Linked DNA regions of Homo sapiens: regions 1 and 3 are each linked to region 2. The links are chromatin loops, found by intact Hi-C in ENCODE. Cell type or tissue: CD4-positive, alpha-beta T cell. All regions are shown on one strand.

Evidence for each region. Hi-C counts contacts between places; a loop is a spot of excess contacts. Peaks named below come from ENCODE experiments on the same cell type or tissue, not always from the same donor. Only the 100,000 strongest peaks of a DNase experiment are listed, where the experiment ranks them.
Region 1: a loop joins it to region 2, with 2.8 times the contacts of the local background. A loop is called at or near these places in 6 of 110 quality-filtered maps.
Region 3: a loop joins it to region 2, with 22 times the contacts of the local background. A loop is called at or near these places in 45 of 110 quality-filtered maps.

Annotation. Positions count from the first base shown.
Region 1 is chr11:1,379,475-1,387,474 of GRCh38, reverse strand. No RefSeq gene overlaps it. Among named protein-coding and RNA genes, the nearest start is that of BRSK2, 6.5 kb to the left of the region's middle. RefSeq lists silencers at 3,159-3,332, 4,028-4,477. In CD4-positive, alpha-beta T cell, no CTCF peak of the experiment used is centred here; DNase peaks (open chromatin) are centred at 4,074 and 4,384; H3K4me3 peaks cover 1,134 bases; H3K27ac peaks cover 995 bases.
Region 2 is chr11:1,571,644-1,579,643 of GRCh38, reverse strand. DUSP8 (dual specificity phosphatase 8) reads left to right here and starts at 7,373. Exons shown (of 7, transcript NM_004420.3): 1 at 7,373-7,743. KRTAP5-AS1 (KRTAP5-1/KRTAP5-2 antisense RNA 1) reads right to left here and starts at 6,903. Exons shown (of 2, transcript NR_021489.2): 1 at 6,576-6,903. RefSeq lists enhancers at 6,678-7,223, 7,772-8,000. In CD4-positive, alpha-beta T cell, CTCF peaks have their summits at 4,580 and 4,781 (motif pointing right); DNase peaks (open chromatin) are centred at 4,803, 5,213, 6,083, 7,283 and 1 weaker place; H3K4me3 peaks cover 2,329 bases; H3K27ac peaks cover 1,988 bases.
Region 3 is chr11:1,198,420-1,206,419 of GRCh38, reverse strand. MUC5AC (mucin 5AC, oligomeric mucus/gel-forming) reads right to left here. Exons shown (of 49, transcript NM_001304359.2): 44 at 7,424-7,546; 45 at 7,235-7,333; 46 at 6,930-7,049; 47 at 6,656-6,725; 48 at 6,451-6,565; 49 at 5,282-5,982. The coding sequence ends at 5,718. Among named protein-coding and RNA genes, the nearest start is that of MUC5B, 21 kb to the left of the region's middle. RefSeq lists enhancers at 2,979-3,485, 3,486-3,993. In CD4-positive, alpha-beta T cell, a CTCF peak has its summit at 3,271 (motif pointing left); a DNase peak (open chromatin) is centred at 3,249; H3K27me3 peaks cover 341 bases.

The sequences.
Region 1 (8,000 bases), 190 kb after region 2:
GGGCTCTCGAGCACGAAGGTCTGTTGCCGGAGTTAGGAAAGGGCCCAGTCTCACAAAGACGTCCAGGCCAAGACTCACCAGTGGAGCCCACCAAACACTAATGGAGGAAAAGCACCCCGCTACACAGACACTTCCAGGACACAGAGGAAGACGGGCCATGTCCCAGCTCCTCTGTGAAACTGTCATCACCCTGGTGCCAAAACCATGCAAGGACATGACAAGAAAATTAAAGTCCACTCAGGAGCCTAGACACAAAAATCCCTTAACAAAACATCAAATCAATTCCAGCAATATATAAAGAGAACACATATGACCTTGTGGAGCGTACCCGGGAATGCAAAGTTAGTTTAACATTTCAAAATCAATTGTCATTCACTATTAGCAGACCAACACAGAAAAACCACACGGTCATTTCCACAGATGCAAGGAAAGCATTCAACAAAATTCAGCACTCATTCACGACAAAGGCTCTCAGTAAACCAGGAGGAGAAGATTCGAATCTATTCTGCTCCTGCACTCCCAACCCAACAAAGGGAAACTACAAAAACCCACAGCTAATGTCAGGCTTAGTGGTGAGAAACTGAAAGCTTTTCCTTGGGTCAGGGATGGGGCAAGGTTGTCCATCATCATCATTTATTTCAGTGTCGTGCCAGAGTACATGCCGAAGTAATGAGGCAAGGAAGACAAAATTTGTACCAGTTGAAAAGGAAATTTTTTATTATTATTATTATTTTTTTTTTTTTTTTGAGATGGAGTCTTGCTCTGTCGCCCAGGCTGGAGTGCAATGGCCCGATCTCGGCTGACTGCAAGCTCCGCCTCCCGGGTTCACGTCATTCTCCTGCCTCAGCCTCCCAAGTAGCTGGGACTACAGGTGCCCGCCACCACGCCCGGCTAATTTTTTTTTATTTTTAGTAGAGGCGGGGTTTCACCGTGTTAGCCAGGATGGTCTCGATCTCCTGACCTCATGATCCACCCGCCTCGGCCTCCCAAAGTGCTGGGATTACAGGCGTGAGCCACCGTGCCCAGCCAAAAAGGAAATTTTAGGTGATCTTTATTAGAAGATAACATTAATGGCCGGGCACGGTGGCTCACGTCTGTAATCCCAGCACTTTGGGAGGCTGAGGCGGGCAGATCACCTGAGGTCAGGAGTTCGAGACCAGCCTGGCCAACCTGGTGAAACCCTGTCTCTACTAAAAATACAAAAATTAGCTGGGTTTGGTGATGGGCACCTGTAATCCCAGCTACTCAGGAGGCTCAGGCAGGAGAATCGCTTGAACCCACGAGGCAGAGTTTGCAGTGAGCCGAGATCATGCCATTGCACTCCAGCCTGGGCAACAAGAGCAAAACTCCATGTCAGAAAGTAAAACAAGAAGATAACATTATTGTCTGCAGAAAATTCTAAGCTACAAACTGGTACTAAAACGAATAAGTAAGTTTACCAAAGCCACAGGGTACAAAGCCAAAAAAAGGTCAATTCTATTTGTGTGCTAACCATCAATTAGAAGTTGAAATTATGAAAACAGTACCACTTACAAAGAGAATTTAAAAACCACGAAATACTAGGGGTAAATTTATCAGAATTTGCATGAGATCTGTACACAAAAAACGATTATACATCTCTCAGTATATTAAGTGAGACTTAACAAGGCCCAAGTAATCGATTTAATTTTAATTTGATTTTTTAAATTTTCTCTTTTTTTTTTTTTTTTTTTTTAGAAATTGACAAGCTGCCAGGTGCAGTGGCTCATGCTTGTACTGCCAGCACTTTGGAAGGCCAAGGTGGGAGGATAGCTTGAGCCCAGGAATTTGAGACCAGCCTGGGCAGCATAGCAAGACTCCATCTGATATAGTTTGGGTATTTGTCCCCGCCCAGACATATGTTGAAATGGAATCTTCAGTGTTGGAGATGGGGCCTGCTGGGAGATGTTTTGGTCATGGGGTGGATTCCTCGGGGCTTGGTGCTGTCCTTGCAATGGTGAGTATTCGTGAGATCTGGTTAAGTGGGAGCCTCCCCTCCCACTCTCTCTTGCTCCCACTTCTGCCGTGTGAGACCCCTGCTCCCCCTTTGCCTTCCACCGTTATTGGAAGCTTCCGGATGCCATGCTTCCTTTACAGCCTGCAGAACCATAAGCCAATTAAACCTCTTTTTAAAATAAACTACCAGTCTCAGGTATTTATAGCAACACAAGAACAGCCTAACACATTATCTCTATGAAAAATAAAAATAAAATAGCCAGGCATGGCTACACACCAGGACTCCACACTTGTAGTCCCAGCTCCCTGGGAGGCTGAGGTGGGAGAATTGCTTGAACTGGAGAGATGGAGGCTTCAGTGAGCCACCATAGAGCCACTACGCTCCAGCCTGGGCAACAGAGTGAGACCCTGCCTCAAAAAAATGATGACGGAAATTTAGACGACACAAAGCACCTCGAACTCTCAGACGTTGCAGATGGGAGTGCAAAATGATGCTTTGGGAACCAGTCTGTCAGTTTCTTATAAAATTAGACACACCGTTACCATACGATCCAACAATCCCTCTTACAGCTATTTTCCCAAGAAAAAGAAAACTTACGGCCACACACAACTTGCATGCAAATGTTCATAGCCACTTTATTAGTAACAGCCAAGAAGTGGAAAGAACCCCGTTGTCCTTGGGTGATGACTGGACAGACAGGCTGTGGTGCACCCACACGGGGAACGCGACTCAGCCGTGACCACAGCGGGCCAGGAAGCGTGGCTGAGATGTGGGCAAATCTCAAACACATTAGGCCAAGTGAAAGAATCTGGCCTCAGAAAGCCATGTGCTGTATGATTCTATTTCTATGATATTATGGAAAAGGCAAAACTGTAGCTACAGAAGGCAGAGGGGTGGCTGTGGGTCCAGGGCGATAGGAATTCTTGCACATCCTGACGGCTGGCTTGTTTGCTAAACTCATCGAATCATATACGTACAATCTTACTTCAGTAAAGCTGCGCAGAGGCTCTTCTGAGCTCCACCCAGAAGAGCCTGTGGGCCACGCGGGGAGACACACCTGGGTGCACCGGGTGCCCTGCCGGCCACAAGGTCCATGGCAACCCAAGGGGAAGCCCCGCCTTTGGGTGGGTGGGTGGGTGGGTGGCAGGGGGAGGGCTTCCTGCAGGAGGCGGCTCCAGCTGCCTGAGGATGTAAGTGCAGGCCAGTGGACAAGTGGGTCATTGAGGCTGGGGGCAGTGGCTCATGCCTGTAATCCCAGCACTGTGGGAGGCCAAGGCAGGCAGATCACCTGAGGTCAGGAGTTCAAGACCAGCCTGGCCAACATGGTGAAACCCCGACTTTATTAAAAATACAAAAATTGGCCTGGCACGGCGGCTCATGCCTGTAATCCCAGCACTTTGGGAGGCTGAGGTGGGCGAATCACGAGGTCAGGAGATCAAGACCTGGCCGGGTTTCACCTGGCTAACACGGTGAAACCCCGTCTCTACTAAAAAAACAAAATACAAAAAAAAAAAAAAAAATTAGCCAGGCGTGGTGGAGGGCACCTGTAGTCCCAGCTACTCGGGAGGAGAATGGCATGAACCCAGGAGGTGGAGTTTACAGTGAGCTGAGATAGCGCCACTGCACTCCAGCCTGGGCGACAGAGGGAGGCCCCGTCTCAAAAAAAAAAAAAAAAATTAGCCGGGCGCGGTGGCACGCACCTGCAGTCCCAGCTACGAGGGAGGCTGGGGCAGGAGAATCGCTTGAACCCGGGAGGTGGAGGTTGCAGTGAACCTAGGTCACACCACTGCACCCCAGCCTGGGAGACAGAACAAGAGGCCATCTCAAAAACAAAACAAAAAAGTGGGTCATTGATCACGCAGCCCTTCCTGGAGGACCCCAAGGGAGAGGAGGATACAGAGGGGGTCACCAGATGTCCCATCTCCATTGCCAGCCTAGAAGTTTCCGGCCGGCGGGGGTGGCCTTTGTTTCCAGGCACCGGCCCTCAGGAGAATGTGTGTGCAGAGGTTGTGAGGCTCCGGGCGTCAGCTGGTGTCTCACGTCCCCGGCCGCGGCCTCCGCTGCTGCGGAACTGGAACCACTGACGTCACCAGCCTTCCCTCCCTCCCCTCCCCGCCACCCCCGCTCCTGGCGCCCCGGCCCGGCGTGTGTCTCCCCGCGCTGAGGGCTCACGGCGCCATCCCTTCGCTGTCTCACTCCACGTTGCCCTGATCCCCGCACCGGCACCGGGGATTAAAGACGCTGTCCCAGCCCCTGCCCCAGACTGAGCAGGCGCACGACCAATGACGAGGCGCCCCGCTAAGCAGCATCTCCGAGCTGCGGGACAAGCTCACGGCCACCAGGAGCTGGGCCGAGGGCCCGTGGGGGGAGGGCAGGTGGCACGGGTGGGCAGACGGCCTGCCGTCGCGCGCATTCCCGGGGCCTCCCAGCCAGCCTCACACCCCCTCCTGGACCCGCCCCCTTCACCGCCTGAGAGCTGGGCTTCCTGCGCCCGCCCCGTCCCTGACCCGCCCCGTCTCCCTCACCAAGGTGGCTGTGTGGAGGAGGAAGAGCAGCCGCTTTCTTGGTTGCCAGGACCATCCACGGACATCAGGGACACCTCTGGCCCAGCCGTAGGAGCAGCCACCTCCTTCCCCACTGGCAGGGCCTCCCTGGCTGGCCCAGGCTGCCCATGACTCCGTCCTACAAAAAGATCCCCCACTACCACGGGGGACCTTAGAGAAGCCACCCTGCCCACAGCCACACCTGCCTCCGTCCTCTCTGCTCACACCCCGCACCCACCTGTCCCTGGACAGGGGTCAGACGGCTGGGTCAGCGGGCTCAGGTTAGGGTCTCTGTTGTGCGGCCCCCGTCCCACTCCCGCCCTGCCTTCGTCATCACCTCTGGTCCTCCCGCTGCTCTCTCATCAGTCGCTTCCCGGAGGCTTGCCCCACGCCCCGCCAGCCTGGCGCCCACCAGCTCCGTGCCCGACAGCTATCGGCCTCTTATCTCGACAATCGGTTGCTCTTGGCCAGCCCGTCCTGCTGCAGAAAGGAACGGGGTGCAGTTCTGGAGAGGGTGGCCACAGTCTAATTCCCCCTCTGTTGTACATAGGTGGCCAGAGTCCCCCATAGAGACAGGCGGGAGGTCAGTGTGCAGGTGGGAGCAGGTGCGGGGGTCTCCCACCCAGGCCCCTCTGGGTGTCCCCACCACCAGGTGCTCCCAGCCACACTGGTGGAAAGCAGAGCCTGTCACAGTGGGGACATTAGCTGTTGAACCTCCTGTCTCCATCTGAGCTCCTGTCCCTGCCCCAGCCCGGGGGCTTCCTGCTGCACCCAATGGAGGTGACCAGGAAGCCTGGAGGGGCACACTGAGGCCTCTGATGCTCAGAAGCCCAGCACAGATCCAGCATCTGCCGAGCATGTGTGCTCAGACCCCCACGATGGCCCCCACTGAGGGACAAGGAGGGAAGCCTGGGAAGGGCAGTGCCCAGGTGGCCCTTGCTGGGGGTGGCAGGGGGGTCAGCTCCACACTGCACACATTGTCCTGGAAGCTCTGCAGGTCACCAGCACACAGAGGTAAGCGTTGCCCACCCAGGAGCCAGACACCCAAGGAGGGCTTGCAGAGTGAGAAGACAGGCCAGAGGGTGGGGAGGGCGACACGGAGGGATGGTGCAGTAAGGGAAGGCCCCGGGAGAGAAGGAGCAGAGCAGCGGGAGGAAAGCAGGGGACAGAGTGTCATGGAAGCAAGGTACAGCTCCCGCAGTGGGGAAGAGGATTCTGAGGGTCAGAGTGGTGACCTGACTTACCCAAAGCCGGCCTTTGACGCAGAGGCCCCTGCTCCTCTTCCTGTTGAGAGAAGCCAGGAATGGGGAGGGAGAGGCAGCAGGATGAGCTGATAGCCAAGATTTAGACAGGAGGGTGGGACCAATGTGTCTGAAAAGACAGTTGAGAAAGTGATGCTATGTGGCTCTAAATTGACAAATACATGTATGGGTATTGAAGAAATTTTGAAAAATGTAGCCAAATGAAAAGACAATAAAAATCACCTCTGGTCCCACCACCTAGAGCAAACCACTAGTTCACCTCTAGCTCTGTGTCTGCCAGCTGTCTTCTGCTAAATGTGATGTTTGTAACATCCTCCTTTCCGTTAAAAATGTTTAACGGCTTTATTAAAATATAATTCACGTATCATACAATTCACCAATTCACACTGCACAATTCAGTGATGTGTATTTTTTAGTGTATTTACAGAACTGTGCAGCCATCACCACAATCAATTTTGTAACATGTTCATTATCCCCCCCAAAAACCCACATCCATTAAACACACTCCCCACTCCCTGCCCCTGCAATTTCAGGCAACGACAGATGTACATCTTTCTTTTTTTTTTTTTTTTTTTTTTTTTTTTTTGAGACGGAGTCTCCCTCTGTCACCCAGGCTGGAGTGCAGTGGTGCGATCTGGGCTCACTGCAACCTCTGCCTCCTGGGTTCATGCGACTATCCTGCCTCAGCCTCCCGAGTAGCTGGGATTGCAGGCGTGCGCTAATTTTTGCCTTTTTAGTAGAGACAGCGTGTTGCAATGTTGGCCAGGCTGGTCTTGAACGCCTGATCTCAGGTGATCCACCCATCTCAGCCTCCCAAAGTGCTGGGATTACAGGCATGAGCCACCGCGCCCAGACCATTCACCAATTTAAATGGCTCAATTCAGTGATTTGTATTTTTTAGTGTATTCAAAGAACCACGCAGCCATCACTGCAATCAATTTTGGAACATTTTCATCATCCCCCCAGAAACCCCACATCCATTAAACACACTCCCCACTCCCTGCCCCTGCGATTGCAGGCAACCACAGATCTATCTCCTCACTCAGTGGATTTGCCTGTTCTGGACATTTTACACGGACAGGATCACACAATATGTAGCCTTTTGTGTCTGGCTTCTTTCCCTAGGCACAGCGTCTCTGAGGCCCATCCATGTTGCGGAATGTGTCGGCATTTCCTTCCTTCTGTGGCTGAATAATGTTCCGTCACACGGACACTGTAGACCATGCCTTACTTATCCATGTAACTGTAGACCATGCCCAGCCCATATGAATTTTAGACTCAGCTTGTCAATTTCTGTAAAAAAGGCAGCTGAGATTTTAACAGCAATCGCATTGAAGGTGTAGATTAATTTGGGGAGTATTGTCATCTTAACAATGGTAAGAATTCTAATCCATGAACATGGGATATCTTACCATTTATTTAGGTCTTCTTTAATTTCTTTCAATAGTGTTTTGTGGTTTTTAGAGAACAAGCTTTGCACATTTTTTATTAAACTTATTTTTAAGTATTTTATTCCTTTTGATGCTATTTTAAATGGAATTGTTTTCTTTTCTTTTCTTTTTTTTTCTTTTGAGATGGAGTAACGCTCTGTCGCCCAGGCTGGAGTGCAGTGGTACGATCTCGGCTCACGGCAAGCTCTGCCTCCCAGGTTCACGCCATTCTCCTGCCTCAGCCTCCCGAGTAGCTGGGACTACAGGTGCCCACCACCACGCCCGGCTAATTTTTTGTATTTTAAGTAGAGACGGGGTTTCACCGTGTTAGCCAGGATGGTCTCCATCTCCTGACCTCGTGATCTACCCGCCTCAGCCTCCCAAAGTGCTAGGATTACTGGCGTGAGCCACCATGCCCAGCCGGAATTGTTTTCTTAATTTCCTTTTCAGATTGTTCATGGCTAGCACACAGAAATAGAATTGATTTTTGCATATTGATCTGCACCCTGCAATGTTGCTGAACTTGTTTGTTAGAACTTGTTCTAATGGCTTTTCAGTGGATTCATTAGGATTTTCTATATACCAGTTTATGTCACCTACAAATAGAGATAGTTTTACTTCTTCCTTTCCAATCTGGATGTGTTTCGTTTCTTTTCCTTGACTGATTACCCTGTCTAGAATCTCCAGTACAATGTCAAATAGAAGTGGTGAAAGCAAACATCCTGGTCTTTTCCTGATCTTAGGGGAGAAGCAGCAGTCCTTCATCATTAAGAATAATGTTAGCTGGCCG
Region 2 (8,000 bases):
TAGGCCAGGTACGGTGGCTCATGCCTGTAATCCCAGCTCTTTGGGAGGCCAAGGCAGGCTGATCACTTGAGGTCAGGAGTTTGAGACCAGCCTGGCCAACATGGTGAAACCTCGTCTCTACTAAAAGTACAAAAAATTAGCCAGGTGTGGTGGCCCGTGCCTATAATTCCAGCTACTTGGGAGGCTGAGGCACAAGAATCGCTTGAATCTGGGAGGCAGAGGCTGCAGTGACTCGAGATTGCACCATTGCACTCCAGCCTGGGTGACGGAGTGAGACTCTGTCTCAAAAAAAAAAGGAAAGAAAAAAAAACAGAGAGAAGTTAAATAAGATGCATGTTGTTTAGAAAAAACAAACCCTAAATATCAAGATCCAGGAAGATAGAAAGCAAAAGAATAAAAAAAAAGATATATTAGGCAAACATTAATGTTTTCAAAAACCTAGTATAATGATAGTAAGATCAGACAATGTGGACTTTGAAACAAAACCATTATTAGAAGAGATAACATTTCATGATGATAGGAGAGTTCATGCAACCAAACAGAAAACAATCCTAAACTTCTATGTGCCAAATAACTGAGCTTTAAAACATATAAAGCAAACATTGACAAAACTAAAATAAGAAATAGATAAATCCACAAATACAATTGGGACTATAATTGGGAATGTATAGGAATAATTGGGAATTTTAATGAACCTCTCTCTCACTCCACACAATGTGCCAGCTTCCCCAAACCCTCAGACACTCTGGCCTGCCCAGCAGCTGCCAAGAGGGGCCAGTAACACCACCTGAAGATGCAGGGAACTTAATTCCTCGGGAGAGCAACTCTGACCTATGAGAGCAGAAGACAGGAAGGAGCTTGCAGAGAAACTATTCTCCCTTCCTCCTCCCTGTGGACCATTCTGAGGTGGAGCATCGCTGTATGGTCTCGTGGGAGAGGGTGTGCAGACGTGGCCAGCTGAGCTGCAACTTCCAAAAAGCCACAGCAGCTGAGTAAGAAGCAGCCTTGCCTCAGCTTCACCTCCTCCCTGGCTCGGTGTGTTCCTCCCTTCCAGAAAATGTGTACACTGAGCTTTGCATCTGGCTACTTTCTGGGGAATGGAAGCTAAGACTCCCACCATCACCATGTCCACTTAGCATTATAATGGTGATGCCAGCCCATGCAATATGACAAGAAACAAGCAATGTGAGGTTTGGAAAGAAACGAAAGTGCAGATTCATAGATGATAGGGCCATCTACCTGGGAAATCCAAGTGAACCTACAGGCGGCCTGCTTGGAGGAGTAAGAGAAGTCAGAGAGGGTGATCGACAGCCAGCCCATGACAGGCAACAACACATCAGAAATTGTGGTTTTTATAACCTTTCACAAAGCAACCGAAATCATAAGCTCAGGAGTAATATACGCAATGGGAAGACTGTAAGGCCTCCCTGGGGAAGATTATAAGGCAATATAGAAGGACGTCTTCAAACTAAATATGGAGTCTGTGTGAGAAGACACTCCAGTGTCCTCCTAGTCAACCCATCAAGTAATGCAGCTATAATCAAAATGCATAAAATCCCAAGTGTTGGCAAGGGTTTTATTTTATTTTATTTTGAGACAGAGTTTTGCCCTTGTTGCCCAAGCTAGAGTGCAATGGCACAATCACAGCTCACCGCAACCTCCACCTCCCGGGTTCAAGGGATTCTCCTGCTTCAGCCTCCTAAGCAGCTGGGATTACAGGTGCCCACCACCACACCCGGCTAATTTTTGTATTTTTTAGTAGAGATGGGGTTTCACCATGTTGGCCACGCTGGTCTCAAGCTCCTGACCTCAGGTGATCCGCCCACCTCAACCTCCCAAAGTGCTGGGATTACAGGTGTTAGCCACCATGCCCAGCCCTGGCAAGGGTTTTAAATGGAGTTCTTCTAGCCTGCTGGCAAGTTATTAGAATTCTCCACTCAGGGCAACTTTGCAATATCTGGGGACATGGGAGTTGGGGGCAGGGGGCGCTGTGGCTCACGCCTGTCATCCCAGCACTTTGGGAGACCGAGGCGGGCAGATCACCTGAGGTCAGGAGTTCGAGACCAGCCTGGCCAACATGGTGAAACCCTGTCTCTACTAAAACTACAAAAATTAGCAGGGCATGATGGCAGGCGCCTGTAATCCCAGCTACTCAGGAGGCTGAGGCAGGAGAATCGCTTGAACCCAGGAGGTGGAGGTTGCAGTGAGCTGAGATCGCACCAGTGTACTCCAGCCTGGGCAACAGAGCGAGATGCCATCCAAAAAAAAAAAAAAAAAAACTAGGAAAGAAAATAATCCTGTAATCCCAGCATTTTGGAAGGCTGAAGGCCAAGAGAGGAGGATTGCTTGAGCCCAGGAATTTGCGACCAGCCTCGGTAACATAGTGAGACTTCATCTCTACAAAAAAAATTTTTTTTTTCTGAGATGGAGTTTCATTCCGTTGCCCAGGCTGGAGTACAGTGCCACGATCTTGGCTCACTGCAAGCTCCGCATCCTGGGTTCAAGCGATTCTGGTGTCTCAGCCTCCCGAGTAGCTAGGATTACAGGCACGCACCACCACACCTGGCCAAAAAAAATTTTTTTAATTAGCTGGAGATGCTGGCACATGCCTGTAGTGCCAGCTACTCAGGAGGCTGTGATGGGAGGATCCCTTGAGCTCAGGAGGTTGAGACTGCTGTGAGCTATATTTCCACCAGTGCCCTCTGGCCTGGGTGACAGAGTGAGATCCTGTCAAGAAAGAAAAGGAAGACAGGAAGGACAGAAGGACAGAAGGAAGGAATGAAGGAAATGGAGAAAGAGAGAGAGGGAAGAAAGAAAAATAATCTGAGAAGTGTGTTACAAACATGTAAGAGTTGGGTGTGGTGGCACGTGCCTATAATCTCAGCTACGGGAAGCCTGAAGCAGGAGGATCACTTGGGCCCAGGAAGAGTTCAGTCCAGCCTGGATAAAATAGAGGGATCCCATATCTCTTTTTTTAAGCATATACAATAGGATGCTGTCTGCTGCAGTTTTTTTGTTTGTTTTCTTTTTTGTTTTTTGTTTGAGATGGAGTCTCGCTCTGTCACCCAGGCTGGAGTGCAGTGGTGCGATCTCGGCTCACTGCAAGTTCCGCCTCCCGGGTTCAAGCAATTCTCCTGCCTCAGCTTCCCAAGTAGCTGGGACTACAGGCGCCCGCCACCACGCCCAGCTAATTTTTTGGATTTTTAGTAGAGACAGAGTTTCATCACATTAGCCAGGATGGTCACGATCTCCTGACCTCATGATCCACCCGCCTCGGCCTCCCAAAGTGCTGGGATTACAGGCATGAGCCACCGTGCCCGGCCTGCTGCAGTTTTTTATAGCCCAAATATGAAAATAATCTAATATGTAAAAAATAAAGAATTGGTTCCACTCTTGCCATACACCCATGAAATACAGAACCACACAGACGTTATCATCAGGTTGTGGGAAAGCAGCAATGTGGACGAATCTCAAAAGTATTTCCTTAAGGCCAAGCAAGGTGGTTCACGCCTGTAATCCCAGCACTTTGGGAGGCCAAGGTGGGCAGATCACCTGAGGTCAGGAGTTCGAGACGAGCCTGGCCAACGTGGTGAAACCCAATCTCTACTAAAAAATACAAAATTTAGATGGGCGTGGTGGCGGGCGCCTGTAATCCCAGCTACTCAGGAGGCTGAGGCTGGCGAATCGCTTGAAACCGGGAGTCGGAGGTTGCAGCGAGCTGAGATCGCGCCACTCCACTCCAACCTGGGGGAACAAAGAGACTCTGTCTGGAAAAAAAAAAAAGTATTTCCTTGAGTGAAAGATGCCAGGGGCAAAAGTCCTCTCATTGTTTGTTTCCATTGTTTCCATTTTTATAAAGTGTACGAACAGATAGCAGTAACTCACGGTGACAGGTCAGAGGGTGAGGACAGGGCACCAGGGAACTTCTGGGATAATAAAGTTTCTAGGTCTCATTTTGATGGTGATAAAACTACATATACAGTTGTCAAAACCCATCTACTGGCTGGGTGCAGTGGCTCACGCCTGTAATCCCAGCACTTTGGGAGGCCAAGACGGGAGGATCACCTGAGGTCAGGAGTTCGAGACCATCCTGGCCAACATGGTGAAACCCCATCTCTACTAAACACACAAAATTAGCTGGGCATGGTAGTGGCCGCCTGTAATCCCAGCTACTTGGGAGGCTGAGGCAGGAGAATCGCTTGAACCCAGGAGATGGAGGTTGCAGTGAGCTGAGATCGTACCACTCCACTCCAGCCTGGGCGACAAGAATGAGACTCCGTCAAAAAAAAAAAAAAATCTACTTGAATAATGGGTGCCAAGGGCTGGGGAGGGGGTTGGGAAGTTGGTGTCTAATGAGGACAGAGTAGAGTTCCAGTTTTCCAAGACGAAAAGCTCCAGAGATGGGTGGTGGTGACGGTTACACAGAAAGTGAATGTACTTAATGCTGCCAAATTCACTTAAAAATAGTTAATATGGCACACCGTATGTTCCTGCATGCATTTTACCACAAGAAAAAATCATACGGTTTTTAAAGAAATAACGGGAGAAAAAGTCTACTTGAACAGCTGGGATGGGCATTGTATTGAGTTAGCTATGCCTTGACTTAAAAAAGTTGGGGAAATAGTGGCATGGAGGTTTGCTACACATAATTAGTTGCAACGATTATATGCACATTAGCGAGAAAAGTGAACCCCACTGTTCCTTCTGCGCAATAGGGATGCTTTAAGAAACGACCTTGGACGTCCTCCCGGAGGCGAGAGGAGCTTCAGGCGGCCGAGCCTGCGCCACGGCCTGCGGACGGCAGAGGGCGCGCGCGAACCGCCGGGCCGGCCCCGCTCGGACCCCCACCTGCACGGCCCGGAGCGCGCGTCCCCGCCCCAGGCTGCTGGACCCCCGCACGTCCCTCGCCGCGGCCTTGGCGCCTCCCCGGCCCCTCGCAAGGTCCTCCCGAGCCCCAGAGACCCCCGAGGCGGCGTCTACAGGCCCGGGCCGGGACTGACACCGCAGCCCCCTCCCTGGTCGCGCCTCCCACCCCCGTCCACACCTGTGCCGGGAGGCGGTGCGGCCGCCGAGCTGAGCTGAGCCGAGCCGACCTGGTCGGGCACCCAGGCCCCTGAGCCCACCGCCCAGGCCGGCCTCTGCTGGGTGCAAAGGCAACGTGGAACTAAGGCGGGGCTGCAGAAAAACCACCGTCCTCCCCAGGGTGCCACCTCCCTAGTCCGCCAGCCTGGTTAGGGGCAGAACCTAACGCTCTCAGTGCTTATTTGCATGAAAATGGCTACGGGGATTATAACAATCGCCGCCCAGGGCACTCTGCCCCCCAGGGACAGCCCAGGCCCTCCAGGGGAGCCGTATTCCCCTCCAAACCGCCCCCTGGGAGCCTCCAGGAGGGACTAAAGGTCGCTGCCTGCCACCTGCTCCAGCCTGGCCAGTAGCTGCCCAGGGTATAACCAGAGCTCTTAGGGGACAATGGGCACTCCCAGGCCACAGGCAGATGCTGGCCACATCCCAGCTGGGCAGAAGACACGCCCATCGGGCTCACCTAGGCCTGGCAGGGGGAACAAGCCAGGTGAGGCTTCCCCCCAGGCGACAGCCCCTCTATCTAACGGCTAACAGCTCCCATGCCTGCGGGTCCCAGGTCCTTTCAGGCCTGTGACTGCCTCCTCAAGGACCTCCTTCGCCCCCTCCGGGTCTCAGCCTGAATCCTCCTGCCCCCTCCCAGGGCCAAGCCTCCCCCACTTTTCAAACCCAGCAAGGCTGCAGCAGGCAGCCCTACTCACCTGGCCCCGCATCCGGGTCCGGCACCTCCAGTCTCAGGGTCCCCCTCCAGCCAGGGCCTCCCTTCTCGCAGGGCCCTCCCGCTTTGGGGCGCAGCCCCAACCCCAATAACCCCTGGGCTCCCTTCCGGGACAGACCCACTCCCGCCAAGGCGTTTGTTTGTGCTGTGTGCCAGCTCTGCGCCAGGACGCACTCCACCGCCACCCCCACCCCATACGGGCCACTGCCGCTCCCCTCAGGCTGGCCAGGGAAGGGAGCTGCAAGCGCTTATTAATCGCCAACGGTGTACTCAGCTCTGAGGCTGGCAGGAAGACTGAGTATGGAAAGGGGGAGCCCCAAACCCCGCTCAGCATCCCCTGCTGCCCACAGTACTCCCCACCCCCAGCCATCACCATTGGCACCCTGAGCTCCGTGGTCCTGGTGCCCACTGAGGGTTCTGCGGTCGTTGCGCCAGCTTCATTTTCTGTGGCCCTTCATTCAACCAGCGGCCGAAGCCCCCTTCAGAGCCCCAGGGTGACCCTGGGGGGCCCAGGCTGGCTGGGGGCTCGGGGGCAGAAGGCGGATCCCCCCACGCTCCCTCTCCACCCGGCAGCGGGGAGGGGGCCTTTTAGAAATGTCTAGGGTGTCTCGTGACAACCCCCCCCCGCCAAAAAATCATTACTTTCAAAGGCTCCCAGGCTCCTGGGCAGGGGTCTTTGTCCCCTTCCTCCAGGACAGCGAGGCCTCCCCCGCCCTCCCCCTGCAGCGCGAGTCTGACCCCCTTGCTCCCGCCCAACACCTGCCGAAGGTGCAATTACCCGTGCGTTCTTCCTGCCCCGGACTCGCCGCGTCCCCGCCGCACGCGCGGAGGTGTTCCCACAGCGGTCGGCGGGGTGCGGCCCCTCAACAGCCCGCACAGGGGTCGTCGGGGCGGCTTTCCACGGAAGCGGGAGGGCTGGGGGTCGTGGGGGGTCGGCGGCGTCCTGGGGAGCCCGCCCCCGGAGTTCGCGGATGTGTGACCCGAGGCAGCCGGCTCGCCTCTGAGGGTCCCAGGTCCGCCCGAGTGCAGGGGGATCCGGCTCCGTCCTGCGGGGGTCGCGGCGGGGCGAGCACAGCCGCTGCAGGTAAAACGCCGCGCCTGGGTCTGGGGAGGGCTCCCCGGCGGCGGCCCAGCGCCAACAAAGGCCAGGAGAAGGGGGGAGCGGCGCCGGCGCCTGTCCGGGTCGGGGGGAGGACTTCGCGCCCGGAGCCGCTCAGCTGGACCGTCCGGGGTCTGTGCGACGCGGCCGGGGGCCCGGGTGACGGGGGGCCTGGGTGACGCGGGGCCCGGGGCCGGGAGGGCTTCCTGGAGGCGGGGTCCCGGACGCCGCGTGGTCCCTTTAAGAGCCGGTCCCGGGGTGAGGGCGGAAGGCGGCGGCGGCGCGACCCACCCGCACCCTGCACCCCGCCCCCCCCCCGCGGCAGCCGCCTCAGCTTCACCCCGAGCCCGGGCTCCGCTGACGTCACCTGCCCCCGAGCCGCGCGCGCTGATTGGCTGCAGGTGACGTCAGGGGCTTTTTTCGCTCGGCATGACCTCATCCCCGCCGGCGGCCCCGCCCTCCGCCCCGGGCCTGTCACTCGCGGCCGAGCGCGGCGGCCGAGCCGGCTCCCCCCACGACGCCCCGCCGGACGCCGGACGCCCGAGCCCGAGCCCGAGCCCGAGCCCGAGCCGCGCCGGAACCTCCCGGCCGCGCCCGCCGAGCCGCGGGGCTGGGATGCGCGCCGCGAGCGCGCGTGCCCGCCCGCAGTGCGCGCGCCCCGGCCCGAGCGAGCGCTCCCCGCGGCGTTGGCGGCGGCGACGGCGGCGACGGCGACGCGGCCCGCGCGCTCCCCCGGCCCCTGCCCCGGCTGCGCGGGCCCCCGCCGGGCCCATGGACGGCGCGGCCGAGCGGGCGCCCTGAGCGCGGCGCGGGTCCCCGGAGCGCCCCCGAGGCGAGCGCGAGCGAGGTGAGCGGAGGCGCCGGCGGGGCGGGGGCGGGCGCCGGGGATGGGGTTCACCGGCCCGGGCCGGGGGGCGGAGGGCGCCGCGTCGGGGGCGCTGGGGCAGCGGCACCCGGTGGGCGCCCGGGAGGAGGAGGCGGCCCCGGAATGAGCGGCCACGGCCGTCCAGGACGCCAGGGACAGGGAGGCCCCTTCCCCGCCCCCCGCAACGCCCGGCGGACCCGGGCCCAGCCCACGCCCGCCCGCCGCGTTGCCGCCCTTCT
Region 3 (8,000 bases), 370 kb after region 2:
TGTCTTTCTCCAGCGCCCAGGATGCACATACTTTGTCACCGTCACCCTCTGGGGTTTTATTTTTTATTCTATTCTGTAAAAATACAGCAGCCTGTGTGTGACCTCCAGGTGGGTTTTATGAGCATTGAGAAAGCCCCAGGGTGAGTGAGAAGCAGCAGGATTTGAGGCAGACTTCGAGGTGCCTCTACTGGGACCTCCAAAGCCCGCCGCACTCGGCCTGGCCTGGCCACCTCTGTATCCACCCCTCCTGGCCCACCTTGGTCCAGCCACCCTGGCTGGGGGCTCTCTTGCAGCCCTGCTCCCAGCGGGGCTCTCTGTCCCGCCACCCCCAACCCCACACGCACCCCAGGCTCCCGCAGGCTCTGGTCAGCACCCCCACAGTTCTAGCCCCAATATCTTGAATTCTCCTTTTCTGCTTATTTTGCCCTGTAGCTCCAGTTTGGGGTTCCTTCCACCCGGTGATCTCGTCTGCTCTGCTCACTGTGAGGGCCAGGCTCCACCCCTGGGCTCTGAGCTGTGAGCACTCAGCGACCAAACCTTGCAGGCCTTCCAGCAGATGCTCAGGAGCCGACAGCCCTGCGCACTGCTCCTGCAACACGGCGAGGCCCCAGGGACACGGGCACCTCACCGGGCCCTCAGTGGGTCCCTTTGGCCTGCGTGGGGCGGCCCACACAGCACGGCTGCTGGAAGCCACTGTGGCCCAGGGGGAGGGGCGCTTTCCCTGCGATGATTGCTGGGGAGCCCTCCTGGGTGGCAGGGCACTGCACTCTTTGCTCGTGCCTTTCAAAATCCACCTGGATATTTGAGGACCTTTTTCAGTCCGGGTAGATTCTACGAGTTTGCCAACTTCCTCCAAAGCTCTCACCAGCTGCCATCGGCCTGGGGGAGCCACGCCTGTGTGTGCAATGCCCCTTCCGTCTCTGAGTCCTCCTCTGCATCCCTCCAGCCTGCTGCTGGAGACATGGACATTCACTACGCAGCTTCACACAGCCAGAGACGTGGTCGTTTTCCGGTGGTGGTCCAGGGTGTGGAAGAACCACGCTGACTTTGGGCCGCTCTAGCCAAGGCTCTGTGGGGCTGTCCCGTCAGCACCCATGGCTCCTCTGTTGGTTCAGTCGGGTTCTCTACATAGGTGGTCACCTCTTCTGCAGTCTTTTGTCCCCCACGAGGCTGTCCCTCAGTCAAACACGTTCCGGGTCCTGCCTAGGGACATTCGAGCACACAGTCGGTGCCCGTCCTGAATACAGGCACACCTGGGGGCAGGAGCTGTGCCCAGGGTGAGTGGCCAGCCCCGGGCAGCTGCCCTGCTTCCCTACACTGGCCCCAGCCTCCTTAAAATCATCCTCAGGTCTCTCTGCTCCCAGGGCTTCAGCTGGCATCCATGCCACCGCAGCATCCATCTCTCTGCACCTGGGCCAGGCAGCTGCCCTGGATCTCTGGTTGCTCCAAGAAGTCACCCTGCTGCCCGGAGCTCAGAGCTGCTGCCAGGGACACCCCAAGACGTGGCCGATCGCGGGGACCCATCCTGCTGCCCAGGAGCTCAGAGCTGCTGCCGGGGATACCCCAAGACGTGGCCGACCGCGGGGACCTACCCTGCTGCCCGGGAGCTCAGAGCTGCTGCTGGGGACACCCCAAGATGTGGCCGATCACGGGGACCCATCCTGCTGCCCAGGAGCTCAGAGCTGCTGCCTGTGCACACCCCAAGACGTGGCCAATCGCGGGGACCCACCCTGCTGCCCGGGAGCTCAGAGCTGCTGCTGGGGACACCCCAAGATGTGGCCAACCATGGGGACCCACCCTGCTGCCCAGAGCTCGGAGCTGCTGCCTGTGCACACCCCAAGATGTGGCCGACTGCGGGGACCCAGCTCCTCAGGAGCCCTGGGTGCTGCCATGCTGGGGAGAGCTGGGAGGGGGCTGAGAGCACAGCCCACCCTCCATGGTCACAGACCCCTGAGCCCTGCGTCTCTGTCCATCTTGCTCCCCATGGCCAGGAGCCTCCCAGGTCCCCTTATCTGGGACCTGGCCCCAGTATGGGCCCCAATATGGACTCCCTGGGCACATGGTGGGACACCCCTTCTCCATCAGCCTGGGGGAAGTTTTGGCTCCTGGAGGGGTCCTAGAATCATGAGTGTCCAGCCTCGACGTGACGCCTCCGCCAAGGCCATACTCCAGGCAGCCTCCTGGCACGGGAGTGTGGGGGGTGGGGCAGGGGCCACCCAGGCCAGCCCTGGCCTCTTCCCGCTCACGTCCAGGAGGAGTGGGGAGCAGGGGCAGGCTGGCAGCCGCCAAGGTGTTTGGGGCCACACCCATCTCTGTGGCTCTTTCCGGAATGGCGACTTGCATAACCGGGGCCAGGGGCTGTGGCGACCCAGGTGGGCAGCCGGGAGGCGGCTGCTCCCTCCCAGGGACCTGCTATCTGGTTACCTCCGGCCACTCTGCCGTGTTCCAGGCAGGGAGCGCCGGGCAGGAGGCCGTGGGGCCAAGCTCACCCCAGGGGGTGGGGGATTAGTCAGCCGTTCCCACCCTACCCTGAGAGGAATTGGCAGCTTTCTAGGATACCTGATCCACCCCGGGCACACTGGTGCTGGTTAGGGTGCCCTGCGGCTGTGAGGTCAGGTGGTCAGCAGAGCGCTGGAGCCGACGGGTCTTAGAGCGGGAGTTCCCGGGCTGTGCTTCCGCCTGGCCGCCAAGAGGACATGGGTCGAGGCTGGGGAGCCTCCTCTGCCCCACCTGCTCACCCCAGCAGTCAGGCTCGGAGGCAGCCCCACTGCCCAGGTGTCTGGGAGCACACAGTGGGCCAGGGTGGGCAGGCAGTTGGAGAACTGGACCTGGGGGGTCCTGGGCACCCCAGCCCTGAGACCTGTCAAAGCAACCCCCAGATGTGAGCCAACGCTGGAGCCACGGAGGCCTCACTGCCTGCCATTGGGTCAAAAATCCTGGTGCAGGGACTGGGCCGGCCTTGCCTTCTGACCTCCCAGTGCCTGCAGACGTGGCTTGAGGGCAAGAGGGACTCTGGGACTGGCCGGGCCTCCTCACAGGGCCAGGCACACAGTAGCGGGAGGGGCCGCGGCCCTCCGGCCCAGCCCAAGCCCTCCAGGCTGCCATGTGCCTGTAAGCCGTGAGGGGTGTCCTCAGCCTCCCAGGGCCATGGGCAGGCCGTGAGGGATGTGGGCTGAGACCCGGGACTCCCCTGGCTCTGCGGTGCCTGGAGCCCAGGCCTGAGCCGACGGGTGCCGGGCCTGACTGTGCTGCCACCTCGTGGCAGCTGCAGGGAGCGCGGCTGCACGCCTGAGAATGGAAGGTCGGTTCCCCAGACCCCACCCCGCCGGGCCTGGCACCTGAAAAGGAGGCTGGGGGAGGTTGGAGCAATGGGCGCGGCCGAAGTCCAGGAGGGCTGGGAAAAGCGCCCACCCAGACAGGCACATGAGGCTGGGCCCCTACGTCCACCTTGCTGATGGAGAATCCCCCTGCCGGCCCCTCAGCTACTCCACACCACGCCCAGGGTACACAGGTCCCTGAGACCCTCTCTGGCCCAGAGGGACACTGGGGCCACCTGAAGCTGTGGGAGGCCCGGGCAGGACCCTGAGCCCCAGAAAGTCACCAGGGAGCTGGTGCCTGCCACGTCACCGCCTCCACTCTGGGCGCAGCTTCCCACCCACCTGTCCCACCATCAGGCGTGGGGGGCTCCAGATGTTCCTGGGCCTTCCTGTGTGGGCCACAGGCCTGGCCAGGGCCGACCACAGCCCTCCCTGTCTTTCCCCCGCCCTGCGCTGGCCCTGTCTAGGCAGTGGGCTCCCCAGCCCCACCCGGCTCAGCCTGGGCTCCTCCAGACCCCTCTGCCCACTCCTGGGATGCCGGGTCAGTGCCGCCCACTCTACTGGTGCTGCTATGTGGCTGAGGCAGGGCCCAGCCCGAGGCCGGTGTGTCCAAGGGAATCTGCAGACTCCCTGGAGCCCTCCAAGAGGAGAACACTGGGCATCAGGAACATGGAGGCTCCGGGGAGGGGTGGCGGTGGTCAGAGAGGACTAAGAGAGTGACAAGCTTCCAGGGCCCAGCCCACCCTCTGCAGAGCATCCAGCAGACGCTCCGTGGGGTTGCCGACCTCCCGCTTGCCTGCAGATACACTCAGGAGTGTGCACAGCCCAAGCTCAGCCCCAGTAACGGCGAGTCTAGGAGCTGCACAGAGCTGGAACCCCCCATCCCAGAACGCCTCCATCACCAGGGGCAGCCCTCCCATGTCAGAGGCCCTTGCCTGGGCCATGAGGTGCCCTGGATGCCTGGGCTGGTCCCATTCCCTGCTGACTCCCTCCCTCACGCATTCATTCATCACTCATTCACTCATTCACTCACTCATTCACTTATTCACTCACTCATTCACTCGCTCATTCACTCATTCACTCACTCATTCACTCATTCACTTATTCACTCATTCACTCATTCTCTCACTCATTCGCTCATTCACTTACCCATTCGCTCACTCACTCATTCACTTGTTCATTCACCCACTCATTTACTCATTCATTTATTCACTCACTCATTTGCTCACTCATTCACTCATTCACTCATTCACTTGTTCATTCACCCACTCATTTACTCATTCATTTATTCACTCACTTGCTCACTCATTCACTCATTCATTCACTCATTCACTCAATCTCTCACTCACATACTTATTCACTCACATGCACTCATTCACTCACACATTCACTTATTCACTCACTCATGCACTCACTTATTCACTCACATGCACTCATTCACTCACACATTCACTTATTCATTCACTCATGCATTCACTTATTCACTCACTCATTCACTTATTTGCTCACTCATTCACTCATTCATTCACTCATTCACTCAGTCACTCACTTATTCACTCACATTCATTCACTCACATTCACTCACTCACATGCACTCACTCACACATTCACTTATTCATTCACTCACTCATGCACTCACTTATTCACTCACCCATTTATTCACTCATTCATTCTCTCACTCTCATTCACTCACTCTCTGTGTTCTGAACAGATGCATCCTGGACTCTAGACTGCAGCCAAGCCCTCAAAGACCTCTGCAGGGTGGTGGTCTCTTCTTGGGGCAGATCCAAGCTCTGGCCTCTCCTCTCTGAGCAGAGAGACACTGTCCCAGCCAGCCCACAGAAGCAGCAGGGCTGCCCAGTACTGGGTGGCTGGCCTGAGGTGTGCACCCCACAGGGCCCGGGTTTGCCCCCACCCTATTCCTGGATTTTATGAACAATCTCAAAAAATGCACAGTCCACAAATTGCAAAATGCTCAAGTGTATTTATGCAACAGATTGGCCGTGTACTGAGGAGGGGAGCGCAGGCTGAGGGCTGAGGTAGGAGTGAGGTTCTTCCTCCTGCAGCCACCAGGCAGCTGATCACCATGTCCAAGCGTCATTCCTGAGACCCTCAGGTGATGCTCACGTCCCCAGAACAGCAGGCTGGATGCATGGCCAGAGGAGCTCGGCCAGCCCCGGGGCTGGTCCTGAGAGGTGGCTGCAGGCGGGGTGGGTAAGGGCCCCTCCTCCAGGCAGCAGGTGACCCATAGCCCACACCCTCCACAAGAAAGCGGGCGTGGACAGTGTGTTCAAAGCTGCAGCCGCCTGGACAGGGGCACAAGTTCCACTGGCCTTGGAAGCCGAGCTCAGAGGACATATGGGAGGTTCTCCTTGGAGGTCAGGAGGGCGGCAGTGCTGGTCAGTGCATGGGGGACACTGGGACGCCTCTCTCCCAGCTCCCACTCTCTGCCTCCTGGCTGGGCTCGGGTTCCGCCTCCTCCGAGTGCTGGGTGTCGCCCGGCGCAGGGCACCGCCGGCCCATGCAGCCGCACTCTTCCACCTCGGTGTAGCTGAAGGCCCGGCTGGAGCCGTCGGTGCAGTGCAGGGTCACATTCCTCAGCGAGGTCCGCAGCTCCTGGCAGCACTGGCACCTGTGCTCCACCGTGTTGCCCTCGAGCGAGTACCTGTGGGCAGGGGCTGCTCAGCACCAGCTGCTGCGCCACCCCAGCCTCCTGCCGTAAGCCGGCGCCGTGCCGAGCTCTGGGCGGCCTCATCGTGTTCCCTGCTCCTGGAGGCATGCTGCCAGTGTCTGACAACCAGCTCTCCTTTGCCAGTTCCCCAGGCGCCAACAGTCCCACCAGGGCCGACCCCGGCTCCGTGCTGATGGGAGGGAGGGAGACTCGGGGCGGCTGCGGCAAGTTCCTGGCGGAGCTCAGTAAACAGGAGAGCGTGATGCCGACACAGGCTCTGGGGATGTAGTTACCCCAGCCCCACCCTTGCCATCTCAGGACCCCTTTCCCGCCTCACCCTCAGAGCCCTTTGCCTGGCCCCTCATGGTCCTGCCCCTCGTCTATCTGGCACCTAGAGCCCTGGGGGCCCTGACTGCACCCCACAGCCAATCGCGTCTCCCTGCCTGCTGCCCAGGCACGTACATGGAAGAGCTGTCCCCACAGTTCCCCCGGCAGTAAGCCAGGCGCACGGGCTCCGAGGAGCTGCAGCCCTGCTGCTGGATGATCAGGCTCCTATGGTACACAGCACAGGTCGACTCTGGAGAGGAACACAGGGTTTAGGACCAGCCCAGCTGCTCCTAGACCTCTGAGGGTGGAGCCCGCCCCGCCCAGCAGGCTGGGTACTCACGGTTCTGGTACGGGGGCGGGGGCGGCGGGCAGAAGCGGCAGCAGCCGTCCTTGCTCATGCGGGCCTCGTCCTGTGCCGACAGAGGGGCGCCCTCAGTGCCGAGGCGCTCGGCGGCCCCCACAGAAGTGAGGGATGGGGACATGGGGCCAGGCTCAGGAGTGGACAGCCCCAAGCAGGAGGGGGTGTCTGCTGGCGCTGCAGGGATGATCACAGCCCCCCAAACCCATCTAGGGGTGAAGCCCCCCTTGGCTGGAGCGGGGATCCTGGACCTCACCAGAGAACAGCTGAGCGGGGGGCACGCCTTCTTCGTGGTGACCACCACGAGCCCATCCTGGTGCTTCTCACACTGGTGGGTCACACAGTGGTTCCCTGCGTCTGACCAGGTCTCGCCGGGCTGGAGGGAGGCCAGGCCCCGGGGTGAGTGACCCTCCCTCCGTCTGTCCCTCTGTCTGCACCCCAGCCCGTGGGCTTCCAGAGAGTCCCCAGCCTCTGCCAGACGCATGCCTGGCAACGACAGGTCCCCACATGCCCCAGTGCTCCCAGACCCTGCCCTTCCTCTTTGTGGCAGCCACTACTCACGTAGAAGAGGTGGGCGGGGCTCTTGCTGGTGTTGGTGACACAGGCGACCTGCACACAGGTGCCACAGCACTGCCCGCTCTGCTCCTGGTACTCGAAGCCCTGCGGGAGGGATGGACATGTGGCTGGAATCCAGGCGACCGCTGCCCCCCAAGAGCCAGGGCAGGGTCGGGGCAGGGTGGGAGCGCTCACCACAGGGCAGTGTGTGTTGCAGATCTGGGTCTCACAGCTGACCACAAACGCGTCCGATGGGGGGCCACCCGGCAGCTCACACCTGCAGGTTTCGCACAGGCTCGAGGAGACCACGGCGCCGGGCTGGGGAGAGCCAGGGCAGCAGACACTCATGAGCTTGGGCCCTGGGGAGACCCGCCCCTGCCTCCCCACTGGCTTGCTGCCCCCAACTTCCCAGACATCCCCCTCCAGGCCGCTTCCTACCAGGCCGAGTTGCACCCCTGGGGTGACTCGTGGTGGCACCTCTTGGTGCAGAGGCCACAGCCCAGGGTCCCCATCCCTAGAGCAGAGCCCCACGCTGCACCCCCTTGGATGGGGTGCCCAACAAGGCCACACACTCTGCAGGGCCACATACTCAGCCGGCTCAGGACAGAGCCGTGGGATCCAGGCCTGGCTGTGCTGTGGTGCCAGGAGAGGCAAAGTCCCCCGGAGCCCCCCGGAGCCAGGCAGGCCAGGGTGTAGATGTCCATATTTCCGGGACCTGGGGCCGACCTCGGGCCTCAGCCACACTTGATAGTGGGCTGTGTCTGCAGAGACT